2 separate regions of the Mus musculus genome follow, and region 1 is linked to region 2. A link is a loop called in an ENCODE intact Hi-C map of the cell type or tissue named here. Cell type or tissue: gastrocnemius. All regions are shown on one strand. Each heading gives the region's core, and the rest is flanking DNA. Links, peaks and the distances in the headings are about the cores only.

Region 1 (4,000 bases), core at 1-4,000, 110 kb before region 2:
AGACCTGGGGAGAGTATATAGAAATACACACCAGCACTCAGGGATATGTTAGCATAATTTCTGAGCACGGGAAACAGATCCTGAGTTCCAGGCTCCAGGGAGGGAGAGGGTGCCAGGTGCTTGTCTGTCCTGCAGGGTGTAGGTGCAGAACTGGACTCTTTCTTTTCTGTTTCTATTTCTCAGGGTCTCACTATGTAGCCTCAGCTAGTCTGGCATTCACCATATAGATTCCAGATTGGCCTTGAACCCATAGAGATTCACATGTTTCTACCTCCCAAGTGCTAGAATCAAAGTCATATGCCACCACACTCAGCCTTTTTCCTTCTTCTTCAATTATATGTTTTGAGACAAAGCCTTACACTGTAGCCCAGGCTGGCCTGGACTCACCATGTAGCTCAGGCTGACTTTAAACAAGTTTGATTCTATCTTAGATCCCTGAGTGCTGGAATTACCCCAGCCCCCTATTCTCCTTTTTTCTTTTTAGTTAATTCTTTAAAAAGATTTGTTTATTTATTATATGTAAGCACACTGTAGCTGTCTTCAGACACACCAGAAGAGGGCATCAGATCTCATTATGGATGGTTGTGAGCCACCATATGGTTGCTGGGATTTGAACTCAGGACCTTTGGAAGAGTAGTCAGTGCTCTTAGCCACTGAGCCATCTCTCCAGCTTGTTTTTGTTTTTGAGACAGGGTTTCTGGGTAGCCTTGGCTGTCCTAGAACAAGCTCTGTAGACCAGGCTAGCCTCAAACTCAGATATCTGCCTGCCTCTTCCTCCCAAAACTTAAAAATTAATATTATTTATTTATTTATAATGCATATGTGTATGAATGTGGGAGTAAGATGTCATGGCATGAACGTGGAGTCCAGAGGATAGTTGGTGGAAGTCGATTTTCTCCGTCTACCACATATGTCCTGGGGATTGAACACAGAAAGGTTAGGCTTGGTGTCAGGTGCCTTTTACCCACTAAGCCATCTCATTTGCTCTTCTTTTTCTCTCTTTTTCTTTCTTTCTTTCTTTTCCCTTTTTTTGTTTTTTGGTTTTTTTGTTTTGTTTTGTTGTGTTTTGACATGGCCTTTGTATATATCCTTGTTTGGCCTAGAAATTGTTATGTAGACTAGGCTGGCCCCAAACTCACAGAGATCAGTCTGCTTGAGTCTCCCCCATTCTGGAACTAAGGTGTGCTTTCATACCTGGATGGATTTTTGTTTGTAACGAGGATCAAGGTACAGTCCAAACCCAGCTTGCCCAACCTCAGAATCCATGCTCAAACCTGGGCAGCTGGAGTGAGAGCCTGAGAAAAGAAGCTATGGTAGGCCAGGCTTCAGCTGCGTGGGGGCTCCCTGGGTATGTGTGAGATGGGTTTGTGTTGGTGACAGACAGCTGGCACACGTGAGTGCAGCCGTGTAGGTTGTCCTTACTGGCACTGATCCTCATGGTCTAATGCTGTTGACAGTTTCAAGTGTCCCCACCTCCCCAAGTCACATGATGGACGTGTTCATGCTCTGAGCTGGACCAAGCTTAGCAAGGTCAGCCAGGGCTGTGCAATCTTCATACTTGAGAGCTTTTAATCCATCAGACAACCCATATAAACTCTTTTCAAAGTTGGGCCAGCTTTGGAGATTTCAGTCGTTTTCCTGAAATCGCCCTTAATGTGACCTTTGAACCTTTACTTTTTCCAGTCCTGAGCTCCAGAGTCTCAGCTCCAGTTGCTGTTTCTCTACCACCTTGAGGTGAACCCTCAGGAAACCAGCTCCTCCCCCGCCGGCTCCGCCCCCAGGAAACCAGCCCCCGCCCCCAGGCTTGGCTTGTGAAAAGTTAGTTGCTGAAATGTATAGGAGTTAGGCTCTGGTTCTGCCTCCCAGCCCCATGCTCTCAGAAATAAGACTCAGACTCAAAATATATTTACAAATACCTTGGCCATATAGCTAGGCTCTACTCTGATCATAACTAAAATATCTATATATTTTAGATCATAAGTAAAATATCCCATTTATTATAACCTGCATTCTGCCATGGGGCTGGCCTGTGCTCAGGTGCTATGTGTCCTGTTGCTCACATCTTCCCAAGCTGATCTCCTGAGAGTGGCTCTATCCCAGAATTCTTTCTGCCTCTCAGATATCCCACCTTCTATTTCCTGCCTATTCCTTCTATTTTCTGAGCCCCTGGCAAGGTAGAGAAACAGCAGCTGAGTGCTTGGCACACTGGGTGATGGGTCAAAAGCAGACAGGATTCAGTGGAGGGTCCTTGCACCTCTGGGCTCATCTTGACAGTGTAGTAACAGAAGTCTCCAGTAGGGGCCAGGCGAGGATTGGTGCACAGCTCTTGCTGGTCTTCCTAGCTCAGTCTCAGGAACTGAGATGGAACTGGTACAGGGTTCCTTACCTGCTTTGTGCCTTTACCTGCAGCACTCCTGGGCATCCTATATGAAGACAAAGAGAGGCAGGACTTCATCTTCACCATCTATCACTGGTGGCAGGCCGTGGCCATCTTTGTTGTGTACCTGGGCTCCAGCTTGCCCATGAAGGTGAGGATGGGTGGAGTTTGGGTATCCATGCCTCACTGGGAAACAGACTTGGATTTCATAGCCTCCTAAATGCAGTACTTTCTAAAGGCCAAGCACTGAGCCAAGGACCCCTTAGTCCATGGGGTAAACCCAGTACCCCAGTGACTGTTTTACCTGCTAGCCTCGGTCCTGTGGGCACACTCGGCTGAGCTGTGGGTGGTTGGATCACCTGCTCACTAGCTTCTGGACTTCTGGACACCCAGGGCCTCCCATTTCAGCTCCTATAGGAATGAGCTCTTCTATGCTTTTACATTGTTTTGACGATATAGCTCTGGCTGTCCTGGAACTCTGTAGACCAGGTTGGCCTCAAACTCACAGAGATCCACTTGCCTCTGCCTCCCAAGTGCTGGGATTAAAGGCATGCACCATTATACTGGGCTTGTTTTGTTTTTAAACAAAATGGTATCCCTGGCTGGCCTGGAACTCCCTGTATAGACCTAGCAGGCTTGGAACTCACAGATTCCCCTGCCTCTGCCTCCTGAGTGCTGGGATTAAAGGTGATTTTGGTTTGTTACTGACTGTGCTGGAGGTGGGAGCCAGGGTCTTTCTTGCTACCTATCAGTGTACCTGAGGTTCCTAGCCTGTTCCTAACCCAAGCCTGTCATTTTAGCAGGTCCTTCTCACATGTTTTTGTTCCATTTTTCTGTATCATTGGGCCAGGATCTCAAGGTAGCCCAGACTGACCTCAGCCTTCTATGGGCTGAGATGACTGACAGGCCTGTACTGACAGGCCCAGCTTTGTGCAGCATTTTTTTTTTTAAGAAAGCAAAATGAATCGAAAAAGCAAGGAATCAGAGTACAAAGTACAAATACAAAACTATTTGTGTGTTTCTTTCTGGGCTGTGGGTTACAGTCAAACTGTCTGAAGAGAGGAGTAGGCGTGCTCAGAGGTGAGCACCTTCCTGGTACATGCATGGCTCACCCCAACACTGAAGACAAAAAGAAAAAACACTGGAAAGATTTACTGTGCCCTCCCTGTAGTGGATTTGAATATCAATATATCTGTATCTATATCGGTATCTGTATCTGTATCTATAGCTACATTTTATCCCCCACACATAGTCTCAAAATGTAGCCCCAGCCTGCCTTGACCTCTTAGACCCCCTGCTCCCACTTCTCAAGCCATGGGATTAAGAGGCTGGTGCCTCTATGCACACCTGCCTGTGTGCTACTGTGTTTAGGGCAATGGACTAGTTTAACTGTGGTTCAGGGAAGTCAGGCCTACTTTTAGACTTTCTCAGACCTTCATGTTTTCTCTGAGACAAAGGGATTAGCCCCTTTTAGGTTGTGAAATTGAGCCCTGCTGAGATATGGTGACTTTAAAGTCTGTGTGGGGTTTGAGCCTTGTACTCAGAGACTGCCTTGGAAATCCTGGGTGAGGGGGCAGGGAAGGGAAGAGCCAGGAGGTGGGGGAGAAGGAAGACCTAAAGGAG
Region 2 (8,125 bases), core at 2,215-6,214:
ACTCCTTGAAGTTGGGGCAGGGGTCTGTTGGGTTTTATGTCTCTAGGCAGTACATGAATAATAGAGCTTGCATCCATAGAAACTAAAATGACTACTTTAAAAGAAAAGAAGAAGAAGAAGGAGGAGGAGGAGGAGGAGGAGGAGGAGGAGGAGGCAGGGCCTTGGGACTAACTCAGGTTAGTCTGAGGCTCCTGAGCTGTCGCCATCCTCCTGTCTCAGCGTCCCATGGAGCTAGAACTTTAAGTGTCGTTTACTGCAACCACCAGCTTTTTATATTTTCATCTTTCAGTTTTATATGGTATGTGAATCTGTTATTTACTGTTTCAACGTTGAGAAAATCACTTATTTATTTATTGTGTCATGCAAGGGAGTGTCACATCATGCTTGGTGGCAATGCCTTTATCTGCTGAGCCATCTTGCTAGCCCACTCTTTATTCTATTTTACACTCCTAACTGTCCTTTTTGTGCTTCTGTATTTCCACAATGTGCGTCCTCTGTGTGTACTTGGCTCTGCAGAAGGCTGTTGCAGTTGATGCAACGGGAACTTGTGAGACACTTGCGCCCCCTGGTGGACTTGATCAGTCTATTGTTTTACTTTGCCAAACTAGGATTTATTAAAACTCTGGTTTTAGTTGCCAACCTTAGTGGCTTCAAGGAGCTGAATCCCAGGGAAATGAGATGACAGCCAATCTCTTGTCACCCGCAAGCAGATCCTGAGATGAGAGGCTCTCCTCAAGACCCTTGGGGCAGGAAGGACTTCCAGACTCTAATATGTCAGTCTTAGAGCATTTGAGGAGAAAGCATGGATAGGAGAAATTCCCTCTTCCCCCAGCACCTCTCTCCAGCACAGTCTGCAGCCATCTGACCGGGAATGCCCGCAGCTGCATTAGGTCAGTAAGTGACAGTGTGACAGCAACGACAGTCCTTCCTCAACCATGGGGGACCAGTGGTAAGGACTGGGTGACAGTGGTCCCATGGCCTCCCTTTGTCAATACCTTCATGCACTCTCAGTCTCAAACTTCACATCTACACACACACACACACACACACACACACACACACACACACACACACACACGTCAACCACCTGTCTCTTAGAAGTATGTCTGCTCAACAACCCCTAACCTCTTGTTTTTGTTTTAATTTTGATTTATCTTATGTTACATGCACGAGTGTTTTGCGTGCATGTATGTGCATCACATGCACCATGGTGCTCTTAGAGGTAAGAAGAGAGCATCAGATCCCCTGGAACTGGATGTATGGATGCTGTGACCACTATGTGAGTGCTGGACACTGTACCCGGGTCTCTGAAAGACCTTCTAACCACTGAGCCGTCTCTCCAGCTTTTTTTTTTCTCATTTTTTTCCCCCCTGAAACAACTTCTCTCTGCAATTTGCTAGTGGAGTTGAGGTTAGTGTGTGCTAGGTCACCACAGAATGTGAAGGCTTGGACTGAAGAGATGGCTTAGTGGTTAATAAGAGTAGTGACTTGAGCTGGAGAGATGGCTCAGCGGCTAAGAGCACTGGCTGCTCTTCCAGAGGTCCTGAGTTCAATTCCCAGTAACCACATGGTGGCTCACAACCATCTGTAATGGGATCCGATGCCCTCTTCCGGCGTGTCTGAAGACAGCTACTCATAGACAATAAATAAATAAATAAATCTTTAAAAAAAAAAAAAAAAGAGTACTGACTGCTCTTCCAGAGGTCCTGAGTTCAATTCTGAGCACCTACATGGTGGTTCAGGCCCATCTATAAAGGGATCCGATGCCCTCTTCTGGCATGCAGGTGTACATGCAGCAGAGTACTTTCACATAAAATAATAACCAAACCAAACCCCAAATCCAAAACCCAAAAACCAAATTAAAAAAAAAAAGTTTGGGGGCTGGAGAGATGGCTCGGCAGTTAAGAGCACTGGCTGCTCTTCCAGAGGTCCTGAGTTCAAATCCTAGCAACCACATGGTGGCTCACAACCATCCGTATTGGGATCTGATGCCCTCTTCTGGTGTGTCTGAAAAGAGTGTCAATGCACTTACATATGTTAAATAAATAAATTTTTAGAGAGAGAGAAAGAGCTTCCACATGGAGGACCTTGGCCATCACCTGCCTCTGTAGATAAAGTTTTATTGGATCCTTGTTTGTTTTGAGACAGGGTTTCTCTATGTAGCTCTGGCTGTCTCTGTATACCAGGCTGGCCTCCAACTCACAGAGATCTTCCTGTGTCTGCCTCTTGAGTACTGGGACTAAAGGTCCAACAGCTTTTGGGCAACAGCAGCGGTGGGGATGATGAGCCAGAAATTAAACGTGTGCAGTGTGCTGTCCATCCTGTGCCGAAACTCTGCTGACCCCTTATACAGTGTCCTCAAGACACTGAGTCATGAGCACCTCTCAGTGTCATTTGCTTCTCCAGGGTGGTCGCTGTGGAGTGTCCCAGAGCAATGTCCAGCACTTGCCAACATCCCTGCACTGACATCAGGGTCCAGCGGGTGGGAGTTCCAGACACTCCTGCAGTAGACTCAGAGGGTCTCAACAGCTTCAGATACTACCTCATTGCTCGGGACCACAGAGAAAATGCCACCAAGCTGGCTCAATGCCTTTCCACAGACCATGGTCCCTCAGAGTAAGCACTTCTCTCTGTAGGATGACAGGCAATGTGCCAAAGTCATGAAGGCCTCCCAGGCAGCAGAGGCCACTAGGGGAAATCATCGCTTTTTATATACTTTTCTATTTCTTTTTAAATTTATTTATTTTATGTCATTGTCCTCAGACACACCAGAAGAGGGCATCAGATCCCATTACAGATGGTTGTGAGCCACCATATGGCTGCTGGGATTTGAACTCAGGACCTCAGCACCTCAGTCAGTGCTCTTAACCTCTGAGCCATCTCTCCAGCCCCCTATATACTTTTCTGTTACATTTGGTATGAATGTGTGCGTGCATGCGTGCATGCATGTGTGTGTTTATGTGTGCACTCATGCTCATACCACAGTACCTGTGGAGGCAAAAGGATAGTCTGCTGGAGTTGGCTTTCTCACTCTATCTCGTAAGATCCAGAGATAGAATTCACGCCATTAAGCTTGGTAGCAGGTCCCTTTACTCTCTAGCCACCTCGCTAGCCCAGGGTTCTCCAGTCTTACTCTGTACAAATGAGGCTTTGGTGTAGAAGTCTAGCCAGGGAAGCATTCTACCCTGTTCTTCTAGCTTCTCTCACTCATCACCTCCAAGGACATGTTTTAGAGGTGAGGAGAAAGGGAGGGGAGGTGCAAGGCTGAGCAATGAAGGCAGCAAACATTGCCATGGTGTCTGCAGTGACTGGCATTCTGTGAAGTTCACCATAGCATAGAATCCTGACGGAAGTGATCACCTTGACTTTGTAAAGACATCAACGGCAAAGGTTATGGAAGGGCTGAAAAGGGAAGTGCCATCACCGAGGCCTTCACAAAGTAAGAAATTATAAATTAATGTCTGTAGTTTATAACATCAGAAATGAAGATCTCGCTTGCTTTTAAGATAGGGCCCCAAACCAGACTCACAGAGATCTCTGCTTCCTGACAGCTGAGATTAAAGCATGTCTATAAAAATATAAAAATATATAAATAAAAAATTTATCTTTTAATTGTGTATGTGTATGTAAGTGTGTGTCCACATCTATGTATAGGTATGCGCATGTGAGTGCAGTGCCCACAGAGGCCAGAAGAGGGCATCAGATCCCTTAAAGCTGGTTATGAGTGGTTGTGAGCTGCTCCATGTGAGTGCTGAGTACTGAACGCCAGTCTTCTGTTACTGCATTATGTGGTCCTAACTGCTACACTGTCTCTCTTGCCTCGTAGTTTTAGTTCTGTTTGTTAGATTTAATCTTTTTTATCCTGCTTGTGTGTGTGTATTTGCACGGTGTGTGTCTGTGGGTGGCGCACTTGTGAGGATCAGAAGACAACTTTGTAGAGTCAGTTTTCTCCTCTACCTTCTTGTGGGCTCTTGGGATTGAACTTGGGTTGCCAGGCTTGCTCCACAATCCCCCTTACCAACAAAACCACCTTGCCAAACCTGCTTGTGTTTCGGATGTGTGCCTGAGATCAGTCTCAGGGCCTTGGACACGCTAAGTTATTACCCTACTTCTGAACTATAACCAATGATATGATTGCTAGTTTTGGATGCATTGGCTTGTTTGTTTTCATTGTTGTTGTTTTTTTTTTTTTGAGACAGAGTCTATTTACCCTGGGCTGGCCTTGAACTAATGACCCTTCTCTCTCAGCCTCCCATGTCCTAGGACTGCAGGCACGGTTCCCTACCCAGTCCAATTTTGTGTAGTAGTTGTTGTTTTTCAAAACAGGGTTTCTTTTTGTAGCCCTGGCTGTCCTGCAGGATTTTTTTTTTAAGTTGAGAAAACAAGACTCTATAAAGAGGGCAATGTGGTTACTATAATCTCATTTCCAAAATAGAGAAACCGAAAATAGTGCAGTATTCCCTGGGGGAGGTTGGCAGACAGAGACGCTGCTCAGGAAGCAAATCAACACAGACTGCTCCAAGCAGGCAGGTTACAAAACAGTAATAAAGAGTAAACCAGTGCTTCAAAACCCAACCAACCAACCAACCAACCAACCAACCAACCATCCAACCAACTAGCCAGCCAGCCAGCCAGAGTAAACCACTGAAAACCAGCTTAAGAGTTAAAGTGTTGACCACCAGGGGGCGCTGGAGTGCAGAGGCTGAGGCCAAGGGTCGTTCCTATTCACCAGGCCCCCTGAGTATTTTAATGTTTTTGAAGAATGCTAATACTCTGCCAATAGAATTCTGTTGTTTGAGTTTTGCATCTTGCAGGCTCTTATGGCCACAGTTGCCGCTGACAAGCAAAGCTTAGGTCCCTAAAGTGCTTTAATGTGTTTGCCCCAGAACGGGGCATGAGCATTCATTCCGTGTGTTACTCTGCCCCATCTACACCATGCCCCTTGCAGCTACTACAGAGTCAACCAACTTTTTCAGAGTCGTGCCTTTTTTGGCAAGTACATCAATGCGATTGAAATTTTGCTAAACTTCTGTGAGTCATTTCAGTAAATCGATGAACCACTGGAACCCCCAGTTTGGTAGCAAATTTGTCAGGGTACACGAGGTTTAAGCATGCTTTAATCCCACCACTGGGGAGGTGGAGACAGGTGGGTCTCTGTTGAATTGAGGCCAGCCTGATCTACATAGTGATTTCCAGGCTAGCTAGGGCCACAGAGTGAGACTCTGTCAAGGAAAAAAAAAGACAGGAAGCTTGTGACTGAGACAGATCTGACTAAGTCTTTCCCTTGGGGATCTATGCTGGCTTGGGGCAGCTTAGTGTGAGAATGGAGTCGAACTGTGCGCGTAGAGCTAGTGTTGGCCATCTGGTAGTGGAATGGAAAACATGATAATAAGTGAGCTCCCTCAGGTCTGGCCTCAGACATCTGTCTCTGCCTCTTTGAACCCCTAGTACATAGACAGCCCACTCTCTGTCCTAGGCACTGCTGCACCAGCCTGTTACTGAAGATCTAGGTAGGCTAAAATGGAGCTGCCTGGGGCACAGCCCAGGCTCCCTCTCCTCCCACTAGTACCATCTATTCCTGCCTGCTTGGGCTCAGGAAGTGCTGTCTATGACATCCAGACATAGACATATACATAGGACATAGACATGGTCCTCTCTGATCAAAGCTCCTACCTGCCTGTATTCAGGCTCCTCTTAGGAATTTTTTTGTTTTTGCTTTTCTAGAAAGGGTTTCCCTGTGTATCTGTGGCTGACCTGGAACTCGCTCTGTAGACCAGGCTAGCCTTGAATTTAGAGATCCACTTGAGTATGCCTTCCAAGTGCTGAGATTGAAGGAATGTGGGAGATGCTGACCAAAGGTACCATGTTAGCATGACAAATGACAAAGACTGCTTAGAGGCTCAGCATCCCTTTCCCCACTGCTCTGCTGGCAAAACCCTTCCTCTCCCACTCATTTAAGTGATAGAAAGGAGGGGGGGATATAACCACACCAGAGGCAGGTTCTTCCAGAGATGTTTTATCTGTCTGCTTCTGATGGTCTCTGACTCTGTGAGGTCATAATACAAGATCCAACGTCTTCATTCAGTAGCCCAGCATGTCCACAGCATTGTAAAACCTTGGGCTCTGTCCCCAGCACCACAAACACACACACAGATAAACACATAGACACACACACACAAATTCCTTCAGCTATGATGAGCCAAAACAAAACAAAACAAAACAAAACAAAAGGCCGGGCTGGAGAGATGGCTCAGCGGTTAAGAGCACTGACTGCTCTTGCAAAGGTCCTGAGTTCAAATCCCAGCGACCACATGGTGGCTCACAACCATAATGAGATCCGATGCCCTCTTCTGGAGTGTCTATCTCACGTGCTGGGGTCACAGGCTCATGGCTGCTACATTTAGCTTTTACATGGGTTCTGGGAATGGAACCCAGGTTCTCTTCAGCCTTTTATGTTTTGATCCAGAATCTCATCATGTAGCCCTGGCTGGCCTGGAAGTCTACGCAGACCAGGCTAGCCTCAAACTCACAGTGATTCATCAGCACTGCCCCTGAGTACTGGGATTAAAGGTGTGCATCACCGTGCTTGCCGCAGGTCCTCATCGTTGTTGTTTTTAAGATTTTATTCTATATACAGCATTCTACTTCTATGAAGACGGCATCAGATCTTATTACAGATGGTTGTGAGCCACCATGTGGTTGCTGGGAATTGAACTCAGGACCTCTAGAAGAGCAGTCAGTGCTCTTAACCGAGCCATCTCTCCAGCCCCAAGGTCCTCATTCGTACAAAACAAGTACTTTACCAGCCAGCCAGGGCTCTGTGTTCTGAGGAGGAGCTTGTCAAGGAGTGTGGACATATTTTTAACCTATCAATCTCTCTCAGCCAAAGGCAAACCAGTTGTTCTTTCTCTCCTCTCTCTTTTCTTCCTCCTCTTCCTCTTCTTGAGGTTTTTGTTTGTTTGTTTTTGTTTTTGTGTTGTTGTTGTTGTTGCTTTTGTTTTTTCTGGTTTTTCCAGACAGGGTTTCTCTGTATAGCCCTGGCTGTCCTAGAACTCACTTTGTAGACCAAGCTGGCCTCAAACTAACAAATCTGACTGCCTCTGCCTCCCAAGTGCTGGCAGTAAAGGTGTGCGCCACCACGCCCGGCTTCTTGTGTTTTTTGTTTTTGTTTTGTTTTTTGAGACAGAATTTCTCTGTGTAGCCCTGATTATCCTGGAACTCACTCCATTGACCAGGTTGGCCTTGAACTCCAGAGACCCGCCTGCCTGCCTGCCTCTGCCTCCTGAGTGCTGAGGTTAAAGGTGTGCACCATTTGCTTGGCACAAGATGTATTTTCAGAGGGAAGTGATTGTGGTTCGCATGACTAAGCCAAAAGATGGATAAATGGATGGATGGAGTGAAGTCAGCTTCTCAAACCTGGTACCAAGAACTGAAGCCTCCCCCATCCTACTCTGGTGGAGAATTGAGGAGAAAGAGACAGAGAGGGAGAGGTGAAAAGAGAAAGAAAGGGATAGATGGAGACAGAGAAAGATGGAGGGAGAAAGACAGAGAGACAGAGGGAGATAGAGCCACATAGACAGAGACACAGAGAGAGATGGAAAGAGACAGACAGAGACACAGAGAGAAAGAGGAGAGAGGCTCCACCTCAGATGAGGGTGAAGAAAGGGGCATGACGAACTGTGCCAGTGAGGTGGGGTCTGTCAGAGATGGACTCACATTGTTCCAGTTCTTTGTTCATTGAGAGCTCACTTCTGCATCCATAACTAAAGCCAGAGCTGAGGCTCTGGGATGGGCTAGCCTTAGCTCACATGTTAGTCCTGCATTTACAGGACAAGACCTGGCACAGGAGGAAGATGCTGGGGACTAACACGGAATGGGAGGAAGAGATGCCCAGATGGTTGTCAGGTTGGAACTGGGCAGCCATCCCAACGTGTGTGTGACCGTTGCCTCGGCTGAATTTAGGAGCCAAAGGTCGCAATTGCCCTGTTTTTAGAACAGCAGGAAAAAGCATCTGCTTCAGACTTGCAAAATGGTAACTTTCCACAGAGACAGCCCAGGCAGGTGAGCAGGGAGGCCTCAAGCCTCCTGCACCTGCAGTCTGTAGCAGAGGCTGCTGCCTCTCATG

The links. Hi-C counts contacts between places; a loop is a spot of excess contacts. Peaks named below come from ENCODE experiments on the same cell type or tissue, not always from the same donor. Only the 100,000 strongest peaks of a DNase experiment are listed, where the experiment ranks them.
Region 1: it touches region 2 in a loop (6-fold over the local background); 1 of 42 quality-filtered maps calls a loop at or near these places.

What each region holds. Positions count from the first base shown.
Region 1 is chr19:3,944,598-3,948,597 of GRCm38, forward strand. Unc93b1 (unc-93 homolog B1, TLR signaling regulator) reads left to right here. Exons shown (of 11, transcript NM_019449.2): 10 at 2,410-2,528. Among named protein-coding and RNA genes, the nearest start is that of Unc93b1, 11 kb to the left of the region's middle. In gastrocnemius, for the core only: a CTCF peak has its summit at 2,297; a DNase peak (open chromatin) is centred at 2,296.
Region 2 is chr19:4,047,501-4,055,625 of GRCm38, forward strand. No RefSeq gene overlaps it. Among named protein-coding and RNA genes, the nearest start is that of Gstp3, 7.9 kb to the right of the region's middle. In gastrocnemius, for the core only: CTCF peaks have their summits at 3,696 (motif pointing right) and 4,713 (motif pointing right); a DNase peak (open chromatin) is centred at 4,683; H3K27ac peaks cover 1,827 bases.